3 separate regions of the Homo sapiens genome follow, and all the other regions are linked to region 3. Evidence: chromatin contacts called from ENCODE Hi-C data. All regions are on one chromosome and are shown on one strand. Each heading gives the region's core, a stretch centred on a gene start or an enhancer-like site at or near the end of the contact. The rest is flanking DNA. Distances are from core to core; before and after follow the strand shown. Region 1 overlaps ARID1B (AT-rich interaction domain 1B). Region 2 has its middle 54 kb from the start of TMEM242. Region 3 has its middle 88 kb from the start of ARID1B.

Region 1 (2,756 bases), core at 220-2,719, 510 kb before region 3:
CCTTTCTAGGCTGATAATGAGGGCTTAAATGAGAGAAGAAAGAAGTAGAAGATTCTGGTCTTATTTCCTTAGAAGCAAGGAAATTAAGTGTTTTAGTTTTTGCACTCAAAGTAGAGAGTTGTTTGTATACTATAGGGAAAATGACCTTTTTCCATTTTTTATTTCTAAATATTTCTTTAAAAGTCTATAGCCCAGTGGACTCGGGCATTTTCCCCAAACTTCAGTGCTCCTCTCTTCTAGCTATTATGCTGGAAGCTACCTGAAGCCTACCTCTGAACAAAGGAGGGGTTTAAGCTCATTAAAAGTAGTAGGCTTTTACATGACTGCTTCAAAATAACCTGGAGAGAGGCAGAAATGAGAGAGCATAGACTAAGAAGTAAGTTTAGCCATGAGTTCATAACTATTTTAGCTGACTGACAGGTACATGGGGGTTCATTAAACTGCTCTCTCTCCTTCTATATATATTTATACATTCTATAAATGTATAGAATATAAAATTTCTAAATCTTGAATATCTTTTTAATGAAAAGAAGATGTCAAGTCCTCCTGGAAAGCAGGGTTATGTCCCATTGCAACCAACTGTGTTTCCAATGCTGACTCCAGTCACAACTTAATGTTACATTTTGATTTCTTCCCATTGGCCAGCTAATATTCATTCTGAACAATTTAATGTTACTACTGTCATCTATCCCATATACACATACACACACAGTCACTGTTCTCTCATAAGAAATAGAGGTATGTGTGTGTACACACACTAAAGACTACAGTGAATATTATCCCAGATAACTCTACATTGATTAAGGCTGGTTGATAACAACTGCAGTGATTAACAGTGTTGGACGGTCAGTGCTCATCAACTCAGGCATTAGTTCAAGCACAAATGTGCATGGCCTGATGCTCTCCTATCCTAATTTGGTTGTTAGTTGGACTATGCTGGCTTACCTGGGAGAGATTGAAAGTAGCAACAGTGCTGTCATCATACAGAAGAATATTAATAGTGTCCAAAGCCCACGTACTCTCAGCCAAAAGACCTGATTTAAGGGACATCATCACACGCCACGCCTCAGGAGTAACTGAAGATGGGGAAGAACAAGGATATCATGAATGTTGACTCTATGCATGAAAGAACGAAAGTTAACGAAAGAGTAAGAAAAAATAAGTGGAGTGTTAAGTTAAATATTGACTTTAAACAAATGCTCTCAAGGACAGTTAAGCGTGATCATTTCCGATTTTAAATGGAGGCCATAGCTGTAACGAGAAACTTTTGTGGTTTCAGATCTCGCTTTGTTGGTCACGCAGGGGCCGAAAGTGCTTCTGGAGGTGGAGTGGTTGAGCACAGATGGTCCTTTCTCATGGCCGGGTTATTTCTTTCAGCCACCCTACAGAGTCTGCAATGTGGTATCAGAGCTTTTAATAAATGAGTCAAACCCAAAAGTGGTATTTGTCTTCTTTTGGCTTCACCACTCACGAGTGTCTCAAGGTGGCGTCCTGGAAGGCCGCCAAGTATGCAGAACATGGAAGCAAAATTTAACTCCAAGACAGCCTCCTCAGACACACGGCCTTGGCTTCCCAGGCTGCTTTCCTCTAGTCCTGTGCTCCTGCCCTCAGAACATGCTGTGATAAATATTAGCACTTTGATGGCTCAGATTTCTCAGGAGTATGGCTGGAGCCACAGAATGGGAAGTAATTTGTTGTTTTCCCTATTCCTGCTACTGAAGGAAACAAAATGATCAGGTAGAAAGTTTGGAAGATTTGCCATGAGACCCAGCTCGGCCAGATCCCTGGAGCTGCCTGGAGGCTGGGGGCATTCTCCAGGCACCAAGAATCATTGCATGAGGGGGAGACACCGTGGCTTTTCCACTTTTATTTTATCTGTTTTAAAATTTTCTAAGATAGCTACATACTGTTTTTACAATAAAAAAATCAAAATTACTTTTAAAAATAAACATGTAAATTTCCCTAGGTTGAAGACAAATGCTATATAACCCGCACTGGGAGATTTTTAGAAAATTTAGATGTATTTATTTAAACATACATATACACACATAAACACACAATACACGTGTGTGTGTGTGTATATATTTCTATATATAAAATGGTGCTCAGTGTCTGTGTCTCCTTCTCTCCCTCTGCAACCCCATATAAATACACACACACACATATTCTATATATATCTATATATCTATATTTATATCTATCTATATATATATATAAAGGGATATAGATACACATGCATTATATATAAATGGATAGATATATATAAAGGAATATGTGTGTGTGTGTGTGTGTATACAGTGGCACAGTCACTGCTGAAGCCTTGATCTCCTGGGCTCAAGTGATCCTCCTACCTCAGCCTCCTGAATAGCTGGGACTACAGAAATGAATCTCACTTTTGGCTAATTTTTTTTCTTTTTAGTAGAGACGAGGTTTTGCTAGGTTGTCCAAGGGTGGTCTCGAATTCCTGAGTTCAAGTGATTCTCCTGCCCTGGTCTCTCAATCTACATCTCCTTAATGTCCAGTGATTGATGTCTTTCAAATTATTAATATCTTTAATTTTCTAATCACTGAAAAAGATTTTAAGTCAATTTGTTCTTGATATTTTTTGAGTAATTTTTCCTAATATAACTCAGATCTATTATCTTCCTTCCTGTGTTAAAAGTACTTCAAAAATAATGCAGAAACCCTGTGTGTACTTCCAGATAGTCCAGACCTCTGATTAGTATTCAGAACATCCCACAGAGGATAAACAAGCA
Region 2 (2,786 bases), core at 266-2,765, 580 kb before region 3:
TTGTGCCTCTGTTAAGATAGAAACATGTAAATAATAGCATTCTCGACACCATTGCAGGAGGTCAGCAAACTTTTTTTCCTGCAAATTTCTTCATTCACTATTTAACTTACAAAATGTGTATATGTGCATGTGTGTGTGTGTGTGTACACATGATGATGGCTAGCGATGGAGGTGGAAGTGGTGGTGTTAGTGTTGTTGGTAGTAGGAGTAATAATATTATTGGTGATGGTGGTGGTAGTAATGGTGTTGATGGTGATGATGGTAGTGGTGGTGATGGTGGTGGTGGTGATGGTGTTTGTGGTGGTAATAGAGTTGGTGTTGTGATGATGGTGATAGTGGTGATGGTGGTGGTGACAGTGATAGTGCTAGTGTTGATGGTGGTGGTGGTTGTGCTGGCAATGGTGGTGGTAGCAATGGTGCTGCTGCTGGTGTTGGTGGTGATGATGTTGTTGGTGATGGCTATTATGGTAGTGATGGCTTGGGCAGTGATGGTGATCGTGGTCATGATGGTGGTGGTAGGGATGGTGGTGGTGGTAATGGTGTTGGTGATGGTATTGTGGTGGTGTTGGTATTGGTGGTGGTGTTGGTATTGGTGGTGATGGTTTAGTGTTGGTGTTGGTGAGGGTGGTGGTGGTGGTAATGGTGTTGGTGTCATTGGTGGTGGTAATGGTGTTGGTGTTGGTGGTGTTATGGTGATGGTGGTAGTGGTGGTGATGCTGTTGGTAGTATTGATATTGATGGTGTTGGTGGTGGTGATGCTGTTGGTGGTGATGGTGGGAGTGCTGGTTACATATCAGCCCCTCAGATCATATTGCCTGACTCCCCCGTGTCTCACCCAAAAGGCCTGCCTGGCTTGTGCCATGGTGCGTGTGATAATGTGTGTGCATATGGATGTGTGTGAGTCTGTGTCTGGCCACTTCAGCCTTAGTGCCTCTGAAGTTTACAAAACCCCCAAAGTTTTAAAATAAAATTGGGGTTAAACCATTTGGATCCTGTAAATTAGAAAAAATAAATGAACCACCCAGCAGCAGTTACAGGCAATTAATGTGATTCTGGGAGGGCTTCACTGCAAGATAATGGGAAAGCTGATTATAAATGAGCCAAGGGTAATGAGGGAGGTCATGAGTCCCTTAACTCTGAAGGAGAAGCCAGGGCTCCACTCCGGCTGATGCTGGCTGCTTCGAGGTGCACACAGATCTCTTTCCACATGGGCTTCCCATCCTGGCCGCTGGCCCACACCCAGCCGGGAAGGCAGGCCAGGCCAGTGGGGAAGGGCCGAGCTCAGCCTGGTTTACCACGGCAGGGAGGGGCCTGGGAACGCTGGAACCTGGACTCTTCTGTGCTGTCCCTGCAGCTTCAGAAGAAAAGGCTTCTGAAAATAAATCCAGAGAAGGGCCAGAAAAATGAGGACAGGAAGGGAATGCGTGGGAGGGGAGGTTCCTGTGAGAACAGACGGAAAGCAGGACTTCTGACCTGGAAAGGCCCTTGCAGAGACAGCCTCGGGAGCCAGGAACCAGGGAGACTGGAAAGCACAGGCGTCTGGATCCTGACCGGATCTCTTTTCACTCCTGCAATGAGGAATCTCAAAACCAAACGTGCGGGCTGGCCAGGGACCTCAGGCGGCTTCCTACAGCTTGCCTATTTGCATTCTCGTTTTATCCTTCTCTTGATTTTGTTTCTAACCACTCTCCTGGGTCTTGTAAATATATTTTACATCTTTTGTGTTTTGCTTGCACATATCCTATTGCAAATTCTTTTCTAACAACAATAGCCTGTGAGTGAATAGATGGCCATGCAAGCCACGGCCCCTCACACTCTGAGTGTCTGCTGCCAGCTGACTAAGTCCACTAGGCAAGTCGGGGTTCGGGTTGAGCGAGAGCAATCTTCAAGCACAGCCTCATTTTCTTCAGAACCTGCAGGGTTGGCTGTGTTCTCTCTGGAAACTTGGCCCATGGTCAAGGGGTCTTGGCCCTGACTCGTCATGACCCTGGCCCAGGCCTTCTGTTGTGGAGTAGATGGAAAATCCCTCTTTCTCGTCCTATTCTGGTCTCAGAGGAGTTCTCTGTCCTCAACTCTCTGTAGTTTTGAGACAAGAGGAGCTTCATCCTCTTCCTCACACACTTGGGGTGCAAGGGTCATCCCCACTCTGCACCTCACCCCTCAGGGAACAGAAATGGCTCCTTGGGGGAGGAACTCAGGTGGGATTCTTATGGGATGTCATTGTTCTCTGGAGAATGAATCCATCACTCCCAACCTAGGCTTGTCATGCTGCACCTTGTGAGTGATGTGTGGGGCCCACGGGGCCCATTGGTTTGTAGTGTGCATGGGAGTGAAGTGGCAGCTCATGTCCACACCTCGCGAAGCAACAGCCTGACCGAGTGGCTCAGAGCACAGTCCCAGGCCAGGCTGCCACTGCCTCCTCGTGCCAGCCTCTCTGCGCACCACTGTCCTCCCTGTCAAGTAGGGATACACCTACCTCACTGGGCTACTTGGAGTATTTATAGATAAGAGACTTAACATGCAGTTCAGGCTGGGCACGGTGGCTCACACCTATAATCCCAGCACTTTGGGAGGCCAAGGGGGGCGGATCACCTGAGGTCAGGAGTTTGAGACCAGCCTGGCCAACATGGTAAAACCCCATCTCTACTAAAAATGCAAAAATTAGCTGGGCTAGGTGGTTCACGCCTACAATCCCAGCTACTTGGGAGGCTGAGGCAGGAGAATCGCTCGAACCCAGGACGTGGAGGTTGCAGTGAGCTGAGATTGTGCCACTGCACTCCAGCCTG
Region 3 (2,817 bases), core at 267-2,766:
GATGGAAGCATCAGATGATCCCCTCGGCATTGACACCTGCTCCCATTTAAGAGATGGGGAGAGAAGCCAGCGTGTTAAATGGTAACAGTTCCTGTCATTCCATGTATACTTAACAGGTGCCAGGATGTGCCAAGCACTTTGGATATGGAGCTCATTTTGCCCTCCAACCCTATGGAGTAGGAATGCTAACACCTAGATTTTCAGGGGAATAGATGGCAAACTGGAGCAGGTAGGTCACTTTCTCAAGGTCACGAAACTAGTAAGTAGCTGTGTCAGTCAGGGTGACTTAAACTGAGCTTTGATAACAAAGAGCTCCCAAATCTTAGTGGCTTACAATATCAAAGATTTATTCCTCCCTCCTGCTAAATGTCTACCAAGGTCTCTGGAGGCTTCTTCCTCAATCTAGGACCTCGGCAGACACTACCAGGACACTGCTGGTTGTCATGCAAGTGGAAAAGGAGAAGACCGCAAAGTGCTCAATGCTGGCACATGTTACTTCTGTTTATTTTGTTGGCCAGAGGCTGTCACATGGTACCTGTAACTTCAGAGGGCCAAGGAAGTACACTCTTATTATCTCAAAGGGAGAGGAGGAATTTTTGCAGACAGCTCTAATGACCACCACAGTGGTAAAGGAAGGATCCCAGAAGAAAGGCATTTTCTAAAGCCTATGCTCTTTGCTCCTATGAGAGCTTCCACTCACGGAGCCCTGGGCGCCTCGTGGGGTCTGAGCACTAAGCGTTTTACAGATATCATTTCTGGTCTTCATAGCCACTTGTTAGGTAGATGCTAATATTCCCTTCATTTCGAGATCAGGTTGCTGAGGCCCAGACAGGTCTTGAAGTAGCTTGAGCCAGATGGTACAGAGAGTACCAAATAGCACGTGTGCAGGCCTCTGATTAGTATGACTCGGGAGGCTCTCTTCTTTCCTTCTTTGCCTTGAGGATTTCCAATGCCACAGACATCATTTCAGTTTCACAACAGAAAACTCACATACATTTTCACAAGATTAAAACTTTGCTTAATCTTGTGTTCATTTATTGTTTTATTAATTGCTCATTGTAAAAATTCAGGTAATACAGGCATGAAGGAGAAAGCGAAAAATCACTAACAATCAAAACATCAAGAGAGAGCCGCTGCTAACATTTTAAGTATGTCCCTCCAGATCTGCTCATCTGTAACTTGTTTCTTCACATAACAATAGGTTGTGAACATCCTTCCAATAAATACACTGCAGTTTTAATGACTGCATAATACTCTATTGAGTGACTGTGCTACAATTTAAAATTCCTTGATGATCCACATTTATCTTCTGTTTAATCTCTCCCTCTTCTCTTGTTAATTCTGAGTTCCAGCTCTTTCTTAACAGTGATGTCTAAAATCTCCTGTGTCTTATGATACAGGATAAGACACAGGTCTCTTATGATAAGAGACCTTATGCTTTCGCATTGTTATGGTCAAAGATCTTTAATCAAAACACTAGTTCCTCTTTGTTACCTCTTTTCTTTCTCCCTCTTTCATAAAGAGCCCCCACAAATGGTATTAAATGTTTTGTTCTGGGAGTTTCAGGCCAGGGATTTTCCTTGACATTTCTTTTTTGTTTCATGTACTTTTTCTGAAATTCCCCAATAAACTGTCCTGTTTTTCTTTTTACTTTTGTTTTTGTATATCCACATTGCTTATTTTATTATATATTTGCATGCCCATATTCCAGAACCACTGAACAGCATGTTTTGTGCTTTTCCTGGCTGTTACCTGTGTGGCAAGGTATTCAGTGGCTTCCTGGCTTCCTTTTCTATGCCCCCTGAGTAACCCCCTATGCAGATTCATCACTTTCCTACTCATTGTAGGTTCCCTGCTTTGCTCATGTTGTTCCCTCAACCTGGAGTGGCCTTTACTGTCATCTAGAGTTGGTCTTCAGAATCCAGCTCAAATGCCTGGCCTTTCACAAAGCACCGTCTGACCCTTTAACTGTTCTTTCCTCTGTGCTTGGTAGCATTTTACTATCACCTCCAATATATACTCAGGAGTCATCTACTGAGCACCTATGGTGTACCCTGGAGGGCTGGGGCAGAACAGACAACAATCAGCCTTGGTATCCACCCTCTAGGAGTCCGGGGAAATAGGAAAACAGAACTGGAACCCAGTGTAGTCCAGGCTGAAATGGAGGTCAGCAGAGACGCCAAGATAATGACAGGGCCACGCCAGCGCTCGCTGGCTTTTCTTTAACGCACGTTTTCCCTTAGTAAAAATCAAGATCCTGAGGGAGAAGTGATCCTTTTTAATTCGCCTTTTCGGGACTTTGTGGCAGCGCTTAACGCGCCTTATGCTTAATGGCACACGTCGGGGGGCTCCCGGGAGATGACGGGTGGGCGGACCCCAGGCGCAGGTCCAGTCCCATTACCCACATTTCCCGGAGCCCAGTCTACTTTTCACATCTTTCATTCCCCCTGAAATAGATGCACATTCGCCTCCAGATTTAGAATAGGAGCAATGAGTATTTCACGAAAGCCTGGAAAATATGACTTTTCCAGAAATGGCTTAAGTCGGTCATAGATCTTCAGGCTCCTGGCAACTGCGGGACGGGGGTGTGCCCTAATTGCATCCATTTCCTCCCAGGCCTGATTGGGAATCTTGCACCGGCATCGCGAGCCCCGCTCTTCGGCCTCCAGGAGCGAGTGAGGGACGCGGGAGAGGGGCTTTTCTTCGGCGTGCGCGTCCCCCTGCCGCCGGCTTCTCCAGCTCCTCGCCGGGCCGCGCTGCCGCCCAAACTCCGCGGCGCCGCCCGCTCCGCGCCCGGCTCCGGCCCAGGTTTTGCGG

The links. A loop is a pair of places that touch in the nucleus more often than their neighbours do. Pooled maps may share reads with other maps.
Region 1: a loop to region 3 is called in a map with no recorded cell type, with 5 times the contacts of the local background. The contact joins two enhancer-like sites. A Hi-C loop is called at or near these places in 14 of 37 single-sample maps with no recorded cell type and 4 of 50 pooled maps.
Region 2: a loop to region 3 is called in a map of heart left ventricle, with 5 times the contacts of the local background. The contact joins two enhancer-like sites. A Hi-C loop is called at or near these places in 11 of 168 maps with a recorded cell type or tissue (B cell, CD8-positive, alpha-beta T cell, ascending aorta and 6 more), 6 of 37 single-sample maps with no recorded cell type and 31 of 50 pooled maps.

What each region holds. Positions count from the first base shown.
Region 1 is chr6:157,202,186-157,204,941 of GRCh38, reverse strand. It overlaps ARID1B (AT-rich interaction domain 1B), which reads right to left. Exons shown (of 20, transcript NM_001374828.1): 19 at 946-1,076. Among named protein-coding and RNA genes, the nearest start is that of TMEM242, 120 kb to the left of the region's middle. Within about 2 kb of position 1,469, at least 2 of the 41 ENCODE cell types and tissues checked have a DNase peak (open chromatin) inside an H3K27ac peak, as active enhancers do.
Region 2 is chr6:157,268,145-157,270,930 of GRCh38, reverse strand. No RefSeq gene overlaps it. Among named protein-coding and RNA genes, the nearest start is that of TMEM242, 54 kb to the left of the region's middle. Within about 2 kb of position 1,515, at least 23 of the 41 ENCODE cell types and tissues checked have a DNase peak (open chromatin) inside an H3K27ac peak, as active enhancers do; they include ascending aorta, where a contact is called at or near this core.
Region 3 is chr6:156,687,515-156,690,331 of GRCh38, reverse strand. No RefSeq gene overlaps it. Among named protein-coding and RNA genes, the nearest start is that of ARID1B, 88 kb to the left of the region's middle. RefSeq lists a silencer at 2,807-2,817 and an enhancer at 2,470-2,817. Within about 2 kb of position 1,516, at least 8 of the 41 ENCODE cell types and tissues checked have a DNase peak (open chromatin) inside an H3K27ac peak, as active enhancers do; they include ascending aorta, where a contact is called at or near this core.